Linked DNA regions of Homo sapiens: region 2 is linked to region 1. A link is a contact called in ENCODE Hi-C or POLR2A ChIA-PET data. All regions are on one chromosome and are shown on one strand. Each heading gives the region's core, a stretch centred on a gene start or an enhancer-like site at or near the end of the contact. The rest is flanking DNA. Distances are from core to core; before and after follow the strand shown. Region 1 holds the start of CIT (citron rho-interacting serine/threonine kinase). Region 2 holds the start of SRSF9 (serine and arginine rich splicing factor 9).

Region 1 (6,370 bases), core at 1,752-4,251:
ATTATGTCAAATGATGCAGTGTTTCCCAAATTTCAAGATTTGTTCTAAAGCTATACCCATGTACAACCTGTACTACTGTTTACTTAATATTTCCTTTACTGGCTCATTTTTTCTTCTTAAATATTTCCTTTGGTCTCACTCCAAGTGGTATCATCTATAAAATACTTGGTTGGATGGGCTAGCTATAGTTTTTCTAACATATAGTAAAATATATAATTTAACAAATAAGTGACTTTTTTTGCCACTTGAAAGTGTTGCTCATACCAGTTGTGGGGACACATCTTTGGGAAACAGGGAATATCTGGGATATTTGCCTCTGAGCCAGCGTGAGAGTGGCTCCTTTCCATAGGGGTGGATGCTAATAATAGTGCCTACTTCAGGGGCTATTGAAGGCTTGCACCTAGAAACCTAGAAAGCACTCAGCCAATGATAATTATTCTTTTTTTTTTTTACCGAGTCTCACTGTCTCACCCAGGCTGGAGTGCAGTGGCAAGTGAGATCTCAGCTCACTGCAACCTCCGCCTCCCAGGTTCGAGTGATTCTCCTGCTTTACCCTCCTGAGTAGCTGGGATTACAGGCACCTGCCACCTCGCCAGGCTAATTTGTATTTTTAGTAGAGATGGGGTTTTACCACATTGGCCAGTCTGGTCTCAAATTTCTGACCTCAAGTGATCCACCAATCTTGGCCTCCCAAAGTGTTGGGATTACAGGCATGAGCCATTGGGTCTGGCCAGTTATTTTCTTTATATAGAAGTTTCTGGGCTGGGCGCAGTTGCTCACACCTGTAATCCCAGCACTTTGGGAGGTCGGGGCAGGATGATTGCTTGAGTACAGGAATTTGAGATCAGCTTGGGTAGCATAGGGAGACCCCATCTCTACAAAAAAAAAAACCCAAAAAAACAAAAAAACAGCCAGGCATGGTGGTACATTCTTGTGGTCCCAGCTACTGGAAGGGCTGAGGTGGGATGATCACTTGAGCCTGGAGAGGTGGAAGCTGCAGTAAGCCGTGATTGTGCCACTGAACTCCAGCTTGGGTGACGGAGTGAGATTCTGTCTAAGAAAAAAGAAAAAAAAAGAGGTGCTTGATAAATAGTAGCTATCCATTATTGGCCCCGGGAACAAGAAGTAAGTTATGTTTGGGGAAGGAAAAAAGAACAAATGTGTATTAAGCAAGCCTGTAGCTCTAATTATGTGCTGGTGTGCGTGTGTGTGTGTGTGTGTGTGAGAGAGAGAACACATCTCCAGTTCTGTCTACTGTAGAATTAGGAGAGTACAAAAAGGACTTTACATATATAAATAGAACATACACACACACACATGCGTGCACACATATACACACAATTTAATCATTATGAAACCACATCCATATTGTTGCTACCTAGGTTAAGAAATAGATCACAGCAGCACCCCAACACCCTGAAAGGCCTCCATCCCAACCCCAGGTAACTACTATTCTGGCTGTTGCTTTCTTTATGGTTTTGTCATTACTTTAAACAATGACAAAAACTGCAATGATTTGCATCAACCTAATACATCCCTCCTTAAACAATGTTGCTTTGTTTTGTCCTGTTTTGGAACTTATAAGAATGGAATCATAATGGAATCATATGTTATTTTCTTGCTTCCTTCATTAGGCCTTGTTTTGAGACTCATTATGTCATTGTGGTTAGTTGCAGTTTATTCTTTTTCATTGCTTGTGAAAACACTGCAATATACAATTTTGTCTTTTCTACTGCTGATGGACATTTATATCACTTCCAGTTTTTTGCGAACACTATTTTGTATTCTTATACACATCTCTTGGTGTACATAAGTAGGAGTTTCTCGCCGGCGTGGTGGCTCAGGGCCTGTAATCTCAGCACTTTGGGAGGCCGAGGTGGGCAGATCACTCGAGGTCAGGAGTTCAAGACCAGCCTGGACAACACGGTGAAACCCCATCTCTACTAAAAATACAAACAATTGGGCATGGTGGCATGCACCTGTAATCCCAGTTACTTGGGAGGATGAGACAAGAGAATAGCTTGAACCTGGGAGGTGGAGGTTGCAGTGAGGCGAGATCGTGCCATTGCACTCCAGCCTGGGAGACAGAGCAAGACTCCATCTCAAAATAAATAAATAAATAGGAGTTTTTCTTAGGTAGAGAAACTACACCTAGCAATAGTCATAGAATGCACAAATCTTCAATGTTAGCAAATAATGCCAAACTTTTTTTTCAAATTTCAAAGAGATTGTATCCATTTACACGCCTACGGGTACTGTATAAGTGTGTGTACTTCCACATCTTCGCAAACACTGTCACATCCTTTTGTTGTTGTTGTTCTCGAATTTGAGTGTTATTCTTTCTCACTGTGACTTTATTTTTCATATTTTCTGATTATGAACGAGGTTGACAACTTTCACACATTTGTTGGTCATCTGGATTTCCTTTTTGGTGAAGTGCCTGTTTAAGTATCTCGTCTATAATTTATTTTAAAGTGTCCTTTCAGACAGTCTCAATGACTGTCACCAACTCCTTGCAGGGCAGTCAGCCCGGAGATAGAGTAATCAAGGTAGGTTGAAGTCAAGCTCAAAACATTCGCTGCCTCAGCTGTAGCAGAGGACCACTGGGCTTCCCCAGGTAACAAGTACTTCTACCTTAGCCACATGAGAGAGAAAGAAGACCAGGCAGAGCAGCCTGGCTGCCTTCCTCCTTGCAGGTGGCCGAGAGCAGGGGACAGCGCCCTGGCGACCTCCTCAGGGATCCTAGATTAACAGTCGCGTCCTCAAACGCAGCATCCTGCGTAACCGCCAATTTCAAACTTCCAAGACCTGCCCTGCTGATTTTGCCCTTCCCTTTTTCCCGTTGGTCGCGAGTCAAAGGAAGATGCAATTTGATTGGCTCTCCCCTTCACTTTCCTCCATGCCTTTAGGGACATGGGCGGGGCCTGGCTGAGACGCCCATGTCTATCATAGGAGCGGAGACGCTGATTGGTCCAAACACGGCTGAGACCCGCCCGCGCCGTTCCTCGGGTTCAAACGCGGCGGCGGGAGGCGCGGGGCGGAACAGATCGCAGACCTGGGGGTTCGCAGAGCGTGAGTCTGATCCCCCAGACCCAATTCTACCGCACCCGGCTCTGCAAGGCCAGGGGAGGGCCGCCTCCACCCATACAAGTCCCGGGTTTCCCTCCCGCCCCGGGGAGGGCGGCGATTCCACCCCCAGGGCTGCGGGAGGCCTGGAGGGTCTTCCGGGGCTAGCTGTGCGCGCGCCCACCTTCCTTGGGAGCCGAGGGGTCAGCCGAGTGGTGCTGGGGCAGGAGGCTTGCTCCTCCCCTAAACCAGGCGGAGTGCTTTGTCTCTTCAGCTCTGCCTCCTGTCAGCACTAACTGCATTATTCTGCCCAGTGTAGTCGGCCGGTTCCTTATTATCTGCGTGAACTTAGCCATTTACTTAACCTCTCTGTTTCAGCGTATTCATACCCCGTGCCCACCCCATCACCTCATGATGCCCCCGCCTCTTTCGCTCTGCTCCAGTCCGTCTGGCCTCGCTGTTGCTGGAGAGGCCAGGTCCTGCCTCAGTGCTTTTGGCTTGGCTGTTTCGTTTGCCACGGATGTCTTTCTTTCCCCAGATATCAACATGGCTTGCTGGTCATTCGCTTCAGGTCTTCAAGTCTTGGGTCAAATGGTGGCTTCTCAGTGAAGTCTTATTTGACCACACTAAAAATTGCACCATCTCACCCCCATTGTCCTTTTCTTGCTCGATTTTGTTTTTACCCCATAGCACTTAACACCTTACAACAAGCTATATATTTTGCTTATTTCAGTCATTCATTTAATAACTATTCGCACCTATTTGTGTGCCAGGCTATGTGTGCCCCCACTGCATGGGGGCAAACATCTCTGCCCTTGTGGAGCTTCCATTCTAAGGGGGGAGATAATAAACACATTTATAAGTAAGAGAGTATGTCAGATAAGTGTATCATCTCCTGTCACAGTGAGTTAAAATCTGGTGTTTAATCTCCATGATTAGACTGAGCTTCCTAAAACTGGAGTGGTAGCTGATTTTCACCTCCTTGTCCCTGATATCTTGAGGGAGATCAGGATCTCTCAGGCCCTTCCTGCTCAAAACATAGGACACACTTGACTTTTCTGATATCCTTTCAGCGCCAGTGGGGAGATGTTGAAGTTCAAATATGGAGCGCGGAATCCTTTGGATGCTGGTGCTGCTGAACCCATTGCCAGCCGGGCCTCCAGGCTGAATCTGTTCTTCCAGGTAACAGCCTACCCTGCCAACTTTGCTCACCTGTGTGTGTCCTTGGAATCTCCTTGTCACTCACCTTTGCTTTTATTTATTTGTTTATTTATTTAGAGTCTCAGTCTCTCAGGCTGGAGTACAGTGGTGCAATCTCAGCTCACTGCAACCTCCGCCTCCTGGGTTCAAGCGATTCTCCTGCCTCAGCCTCCAGAGTAGCTGGGACTACAGCCGCCTGCCACCACACCCGGCTAAATTTTGTATTTTTCTTTTTAGTAGAGACGGGGTTTCACCATGTTGGCCAGGCTAGGGTCGAACTCCTGACCTCAAGTGATCCACCTGCCTTGGCCTCCTAAAGTGCTGGGATTACAGGCATGAACCGTGCCCAGCTTGCTTTTATTATAGGACCAGGGATAATATTTTAGGGGAAATTCTGTTTTGTTTTGTTTGAAACAAGGTCTTCTGTCGACTCTAGGCCTGTGCCACCATGCCTGGCTAATTTTTTAATTTTTTGTAGGGATGGGGTCTCACTGTGTTGCCCAGGCTGATATAGAACACCTGACTTCAAGTGAGCCTCTTGCCTTGGCCTCCCAAAGCACTGGGGTTATAGGTGTGAGCCACTGCACCTGGCCCTCTATTTAGAGTTTTATATGCACTGATTCTTTTGGAAAAAAGACACTGTGCAGAAGTAGATAGCTGAACTTGCCTTAGAAGGGAGATCTTTTCATATTTCTCACACTTTACACTTCTGTACTAAAGTTTATTCATTCATTGATTGATTGGTTGCTTGCAAGACAGGGTCTTGCTCTGTGGCTCAGGCTGGAGTGCATTGGCACAATCACGGCTTACTGCAGCCTTGACCTCCTGGGCTCAAACGATCCTCCCACTTCAGCTTCCTGAGTAGCTGGGACCACAGGTGTGTGCCACCATACCTGGCTAATTTTTGTATTTTTTGTAGAGATGAGGTTTCACCATGTTGCCCAGGCAGGTCTCGAATTCCTGGGCTCAAGTGATCTACTTGTCACAGCTTCTGCAAGTGTTGGGCTTACAGGCATAAGCCCCTGTACCAGGGCAAGTTTGTCCTTTTATTGAAGAAAGAAAAATAAATGAACAAAGATGCTTTTTAAAACTACAATTTCTGTGGGTATAATCCTATTCATTTTCATTGCAGGGATGTTTATTTTTTAAGATTTTTTTTTTTTTTTTTTGAGACAGAGTCTTCGCTGTCGCCCAGGCTGGAGTGCAGTGGCGCGATCTCGGCTCACTGCAGGCTCTGCCCCCCGGGGTTCACGCCATTCTCCTGCCTCAGCCTCCCACGTAGCTGGGACTACAGGCGCCCGTCACCTCGCCCGGCTAATTTTTTGTATTTTTAGTAGAGACGGGGTTTCACTGTGTTAGTCAGGATGGTATTTTTTAAGATTTTAAAAAAAGTTTTGATGAATACCACACCTGTTTAACCCTCATTCCTCTCAAGATACACATTTCTGTCACCCCAGATGCGTTAAAACTTAATATCATAAGATTACTTCCAAATAGATTTTTAATTCTTTTGTTTCTGATGTATGTGGAACACTGGTGAAGTAGAAATCCTTGTTTGATTTATGTATTCGTAAGTCAGGGGGACAATAGAGACCATGAAGATTTAGAATTGAATCCCAGTCCCAGCACTAGTTAGCTGCATTACTTTGGGTGAGTCAGTTACCTTTTCTGAGTCCATTTGCTATTCTTTAAAATAGGTTGTAGCCTGTAATGCCAGTATTTTCGGAGGCTGAGGCGGGCGGATTACTTGAGGTCACGGGTTCGAGACCAGCCTGGACAACGTGGTGAAACCCTGTCTCTACTAAAAATATAGAAAATTAGCTGGGCATGGTGGTCGCATGTACCTGTAATCCCAGCTACTTGAAAAGCTGAAGCAGGAGAATCATTTGAACCCGGGAGGCGGAGGTTGTCGTGAGCCGAGATGGTGCACTGCACTCCAGCCTGGGCGACAGAGTGGGTAAGACTCCATCTCAAAACAAAACAAAACAAAAGAAAACAAAAAAAATAACATAGAGGTTGTAGTACCTAATCCACAGGGTTGTTGTGAGGATTAGATGAGATATTCGATTTAAAGCACTTAGCACCTTGCCTGGCTCTTAGTAAA
Region 2 (5,892 bases), core at 2,557-5,056, 590 kb before region 1:
CCGACTAATTTTTGTGTTTTTAGTAAAGATGAGGTTTTGCCATGTTGACCAGGCTGGTCTCGAACTCCTGACTTCAAGTGATCCACCCACCTTGACCTCCCCAAAGTGCTGGGATTACAGGCATGAGCCACTGGGCCTGGCAATTTTTAAGTTTTTTGTAGAGATAGGGGTCTCACTACATTGCCTAGCCTGGTCTCAAACTCCTGGACTCAAGCCATCCTCCTGCCTCAGCCTCCCAAAGTGCTGGGATTACTGCCACTGCACTCAGCAGTCATGCCCTCATTTTTGTCTGAAATGCCCTTCCCTCTTCCCCCTGGTTAACTCCTACTGGTTCTTCAAGACTCTAAACATCTCCTCCCAGAAGCCTTCCTTAGAATCTCTAAGACTGTGGTAGGTGACCCTCCGATGTAGTCTCAAGCAGCTTATCCTTATCACAACTGTACTCTACATGACCGAATAGCAACCTATATACACAACTCAAGGACAGAGCTGTATTATTGCATGCCCTGGGCCTCATACAGGACCTAAATCATAAATAATGTTGAATATCTAGATGAACAAAAAGTTTAAAAGGTGTCCCTGCCTAGAGTCTCTGGCCTTAGCAGAGAATGGAACCTATGAACCCTTTGAACATGAAGTCATAATTGTGGTCTCATTTGTGTTCTAACTGCAAAGGTCAGTACAGGAATAAAGGGGGTTTCATGGATGATCATAAATGCCTCCTAAGGATTTAGCTGTGCTCTATCTAATCCAAGAAGCCTGTACTAACCACATCCCTACATTTTCTGCTGGGTAACTGAACTCCTTTGGAGATTGTATGCTGCAGGACATTGCACAATTAAAGCTGAATTATTATTATTTGCAAGCAGTTTTCCACCTACAGTCCTATTGAGTCACTTAGCTGACTCTATTTCTCTCTCCCTAGGAGACTGCCCAATTGTCTCCAACAGCACTTTTTTTTCCTTTTTTGTCTTTCCAGGCAACAATCACATAGGAGTGGTAGGACTCAGAGAATGGTATTAATACACCTAAGCACACCACCCAAAATGAGAAGGCATCTGGACTTTCGGATGCCTATAGGATATGTAAGCTCCTATAAGGCTGCACACTTAGACTCGAGATCATATTTGGCCAGGGCTCTTTCCTGCTTGTCTAGAGAACAGCTAGATGCTTTACATAATCCAGAATACAACAGATAGTTATAATGGTTTTATTTTAGGAATCATTTATTATGTTTTATTCCAATTATAAAAGTAGTGCATGCTAATTACAATTTGAGAAATACAGAAAAGCATAAATAAAAACATAGAAATCACTGCCATCAAGAGATATCTCCACAACCACAACATTTGGAAAGCTTTTTCTATTTTTTTTTTGTTACAAGCAGCAAATACACTATATATGTGTATACATTAAACACCACTTTCAATTCACTTTAACTGTAAATTACTGTGACTTTAATATCTCTGTCATATTAAAAACATGACTTAATAATTGTGTAACATTCAAAGTTAATGTGTTGAGCCACTCCCTTATTATCAAGTTTAATTTTTTTAATTGCACAGAATGCAATGATAAATATACACATGTAATTTATTATGAGAATCTCTTGCTTATTTCCGTCTGATAAAAATCCTACAAGCAGCTGGGCGCGGTGGCTCACGCCTGTATTCCCAGCACTTTGGGAGGCTGAGGCAGGCGGATCACGAGGTCAGGAGATTGAGATCATCCTGGCTAACACGGTGAAACCCTGTCTCTACTAAAAATATAAAAAAATCAGCCGGGCGTGGTGGCAGGCACCTGTAGTCCCAGCTACTCAGGAGGCTGAGGCGGGAGAATGGCATGAACCTGGGAGGCGGAGCTTGCAGTGAGCCGAGATCACGCCACTGCACTGCAGCCTGGGTGACAGTGTAAGACTCCGTCTCAAAACAAACAAACAAAAAATCCTACAAGCAGAATTACAAGATCGAAGGGTATATGTATATTATGAAAGCCTGATGTATACTATCAACTTGTATTCCAAAAAAGATATACACTCAGTAGTATATGTGGGTGTCTAGTCTTTGGTTTGTTTTGATTTTAAAATGCTCAGATGGTATAATGAGAAATCAACTACCTTCTGATTAAATGTGTGGTTTTAGTCCCTTTTTTTGTTTGTTTTTGTTTTGTCTTGTTTTTGAGACAGAGTCTCCCTCTGTCACCCAGGCTGGAGGAGTGCAGTGGCACAATCTCGGCTCACTGCAACCTCTGCCTCCCAGATTCAAGCGATTCTCGTGCCTCATCCTCCCAAGCAGCTGGGACTACAGGCGTGCCACCAAGCTTGGCTAATTTTTTTTTTTTTTTGTATTTTTAGTAGGGGGGCGGGTCTTGCCATGTTGGCCAGGCTGGTCTTGAACTCCTGGCCTCAAGTGATCCACCCACCTCAGCCTCCTAAAGTGCTGGGATTACAGGCATGAGCCACCACGCCCAGCCAGGTTTCATTTTTAATATGAAAAATCTTTATTTATTTTTGAGACAGTCTCACTCTGTCACCCAGGCTGAAGTGCAGTGGCATGATCTCGGCTCACTGCAACCTTCGCCTCCCGGGCTCAAGCAATTCTCCTGCCTCAGCCTCCCGCGTAACTGGGATTATAGGAACACGCCACCACGCCCAGCTAATTTTTGTATTTTTAGTAGAAACGGGGTTTCCCCATGTTGCCCAGGCTAGTCTCGAACTACTGACCTCAAGTGATCCTCCCGCCTTGGCCTCTCAAAGTGTTGGGATTACAGGCGTGAGCCACCGCACCCAGCCTGAACAATCTTTAGGTTAGGAGTATTCCAGCCGGGCGCCGGGCTCAAGCCGGTAATCCAACACTTTGGGAGGCCAAGGCTGGAGGATCGGTTGAGCCCAGGAGTTCGAGACCAGCCTCTCTACAAAAAAAATAGAAAATAAACTAGCTGGACGCAGCGCAGACCCCTCACGGCGCCCCGAGGTGGGAGGATCACCTGAGTCCAGCGAGATCGAGACTGCAGTGAGCCGTGTTCGCGCCATTGCACTCCAGCCTGAGCAACAGAATAAGACCCTGTATCAAAAACAAACAAAAAGTCTTCTGGTGCAAGGCCTCACTGTAAGGTCCCTGGGTTCAATGCTCCGCGTTCTGGGATGTGAATGTGGAAAAGTAAGTGCCAAGGTGGGTGTCTACCTGAGCTCCATAAGGACTCAGTACTTAGGATGGGAGCATGGCTCTGGGTTCCATTCCTGACCCCTCTGTGGCCTCAGACTCTGCCCGGGAGAGGATGAAAAGCACAAGTCGGATGCACTCTATAGTGATCGCTGTGATACTCATTAAGAGTCTTACTCCCTCGACTCCGACAAACTCAAGGCCAAGCTATGGAGTCCATCTCATGCTGACACCGTCAGTTCTGAGCAACTGTAAAATGGGGACAGGGTGGCCCGGGGGCCTACTGACCTGAGGTGGGGGCCGCGACAGCCCGGCCGCTGCGGGGTCAGCCTGCGGTCTCCGCCTGACTCCAGCTCTCCTGCGCCCCGCAGGCCCTGGGCGCTACCCACGTCAGTGAGTGCTCACAAGTCTGTGAGGTAGGCGGCGCCACAGAGAGAAACTGAGGCGCGGGAGCCCAAGCCACTTGTCCAGCGCCTCAGCCGAGCGCGAACCGCGCTCGGGGATGGCATCCACACGGCCCGGCCCCAGGCTCTCCCTGTCAGCGCCCGAAGGCCCTTCGCACCTCCAGGGGGCGCCGGCCTGCGCGCACGCGCAATGGTCGCAGCCGCGTTCTCTTTAAGAGGACTCCTTTTGCCTCCGCCGACCCCTTCGCTTCCGCTCCGCGTTCCCACAATGCAGTGCGGCTGAGCGCCTCGGAGCCCGCGGGGACGCTGCGGGGGGACCCGTGCTGAGGCGGCGGCGGCGACGTGGGCTGCGGCGGGCCCGCGGCGTCGGGCGGTGCGGATGTCGGGCTGGGCGGACGAGCGCGGCGGCGAGGGCGACGGGCGCATCTACGTGGGGAACCTTCCGACCGACGTGCGCGAGAAGGACTTGGAGGACCTGTTCTACAAGTACGGCCGCATCCGCGAGATCGAGCTCAAGAACCGGCACGGCCTCGTGCCCTTCGCCTTCGTGCGCTTCGAGGACCCCCGGTGAGGCCCCCGCGCCCCTGCCCTCTCCTCCTCGGTGCCTGAGGCCCCCGCCTTCCCTGCTGTCCCCTCCCCCAGGGCTCCCCTCCCCCCGGCCTCCCCTCCCCCCGCCTCCGCGCAGACCCCTCACGGCGCCCCCTCACGGGTGGAGGATGAGGCAGCCTCTCCTCGCAGGCCCGGGCCGTCCTTCGCGCCGTCGTCACTTCCTTTATTTTTATTATTCCAATATTTTACTTAGAAACCCAAAAGCTGAGCCTTTGGAGGGCCCAAGCCCGCCTGCACCGGCCTCGGGGGGTCCAAATGAGCCTTGTCCGCCTCCTGCCTGGGGCAGCACCGTAGGGGGAAGCGGCCGCGGGGCAGCGCGGGGGTCGCCGTTCGCCCTTCCCGCTCGCCTCTCCCCCGGCCCGTGCTCGCCGTGGCTGGAGAGCAAGCTGCAGGGTCGCGGATGCCGCTGGAGGTCGTGGAGGGATCTCTGGTGGAATAGCTCGCCGTTCGCGCGCCCCGCCCCGCAGGCCAGGGCCCGGGCTTTGTAAAGGGATCACGGATTCGGGAAAACTTCTAAAACAGCCGGAGTGGGGCTCTGATTTCACTTCCCTCCTTTGATGAGGGAGGCTTGGCGAGATGCTAAAGGTTCCAGGGATTTGGAAACTCTAGATTCCTAACCCCGCTCTAAGGAGTGCTTGTGATTTTGCAAACAGCGTCGGCCCTCAGGCCGGAAAAAGCCCAGGAACTTTCAAAACTGTGGTTGGTGGTGGTTAGCAGCTGCGGCGCTGACCTGGTCACTCCACTCCGGCCAAATAAGAGCCCGCACCCTGTTTTCCTAGCATCATTTGCTCCCGGGGAACGCGGAATGTTCGTAGGGTGTCCGACCTACCTGGGGTGGACGTATTGATAGGGCAAGGGGAGCATCTGAGGAAGGGCAGGCAGGAAGCACCGCGAGGCGTTGATGGCTGAAGAGTCGACTCTGACAGCTCATCCCTAGTATCTCCTCATTTGCCTCAAAACCGGAACTGGGCATTTTTACCCCTAAGCCGGAGAAGGCTATGCCTCGCTTATTTAGTAACCGTGCCATTGTGGTTTTTCAACAGTTGCTATGGGTCAAGTGCCATGGTGTGTATTTAGCTTTTTTTCTTTCCTTCTTATTTTTTTAGATTGATAAATTAGGGGTTTCACCATGTTGCTCAGGCTGGTCTGGAACTCCTGAGCTCAGGTGATTCTCCCGTCTCAGCGGATCAAATTGTTAGGATTACAGGCGTGAGCAACCCGCCCAGCCTGTATTTAGTATTTTTAACAATTTATGAGGTGTAGGTACTATTTTTTTTTTTTTTTTGAGACAGGTCTTCACTCTTGTTGCCCAGGCTGGAGTGCTGTGGTGCGATCCCGGCCCACCGCAACCTCCGCCACCTGAGTTCAAGCGATTCTCCCGCTTCAGCTTCCCAGTAGCTGGGATTACAGGCGCCCGCCATCATGCCTGGCTGATTTTTCTATGTTCAGCAGATACGGGGTTTCTCCATGTTGGCCAGGTTTGTCTTGAACTCCTAACCTCAAGTGATCCACCCACCTCAGCCTCCCAAAATGCTGAGGTTACAGGCCTGAGCCACCACGCCAGGCCGGGATCAATGGATTTGAACTCCCTCTTCTGTTTTTCGAATGCAAACTTACTATATGATACGCTACATTGTCATCTTCCCTCATTCCTTTCATAATAGAAAAACTATCTTTTGGTGTCACTAGATGTGAAGATTCAAGCAAAGCATTTCATG

Evidence for each region. Hi-C counts contacts between places; a loop is a spot of excess contacts on that map. ChIA-PET counts read pairs that join two places held with the same protein, here RNA polymerase II (POLR2A). Pooled maps may share reads with other maps.
Region 2: a loop to region 1 is called in a pooled map, with 6 times the contacts of the local background. The contact joins the promoter of SRSF9 here to the promoter of CIT in region 1. A Hi-C loop is called at or near these places in 1 of 50 pooled maps. POLR2A ChIA-PET finds 5 or more read pairs at or near these places in 2 of 52 experiments (PC-9 and naive thymus-derived CD4-positive, alpha-beta T cell).

The regions. Positions count from the first base shown.
Region 1 is chr12:119,873,951-119,880,320 of GRCh38, reverse strand. It overlaps CIT (citron rho-interacting serine/threonine kinase), which reads left to right and starts at 3,001. Exons shown (of 48, transcript NM_001206999.2): 1 at 3,001-3,072; 2 at 4,140-4,248. The coding sequence starts at 4,153. RefSeq lists a silencer at 3,242-3,321 and an enhancer at 3,552-3,611.
Region 2 is chr12:120,467,662-120,473,553 of GRCh38, reverse strand. It overlaps SRSF9 (serine and arginine rich splicing factor 9), which reads left to right and starts at 3,806. Exons shown (of 4, transcript NM_003769.3): 1 at 3,806-4,132. The coding sequence starts at 3,945. It also overlaps a transcript of DYNLL1 not described here. RefSeq lists silencers at 3,848-4,147, 4,398-4,567.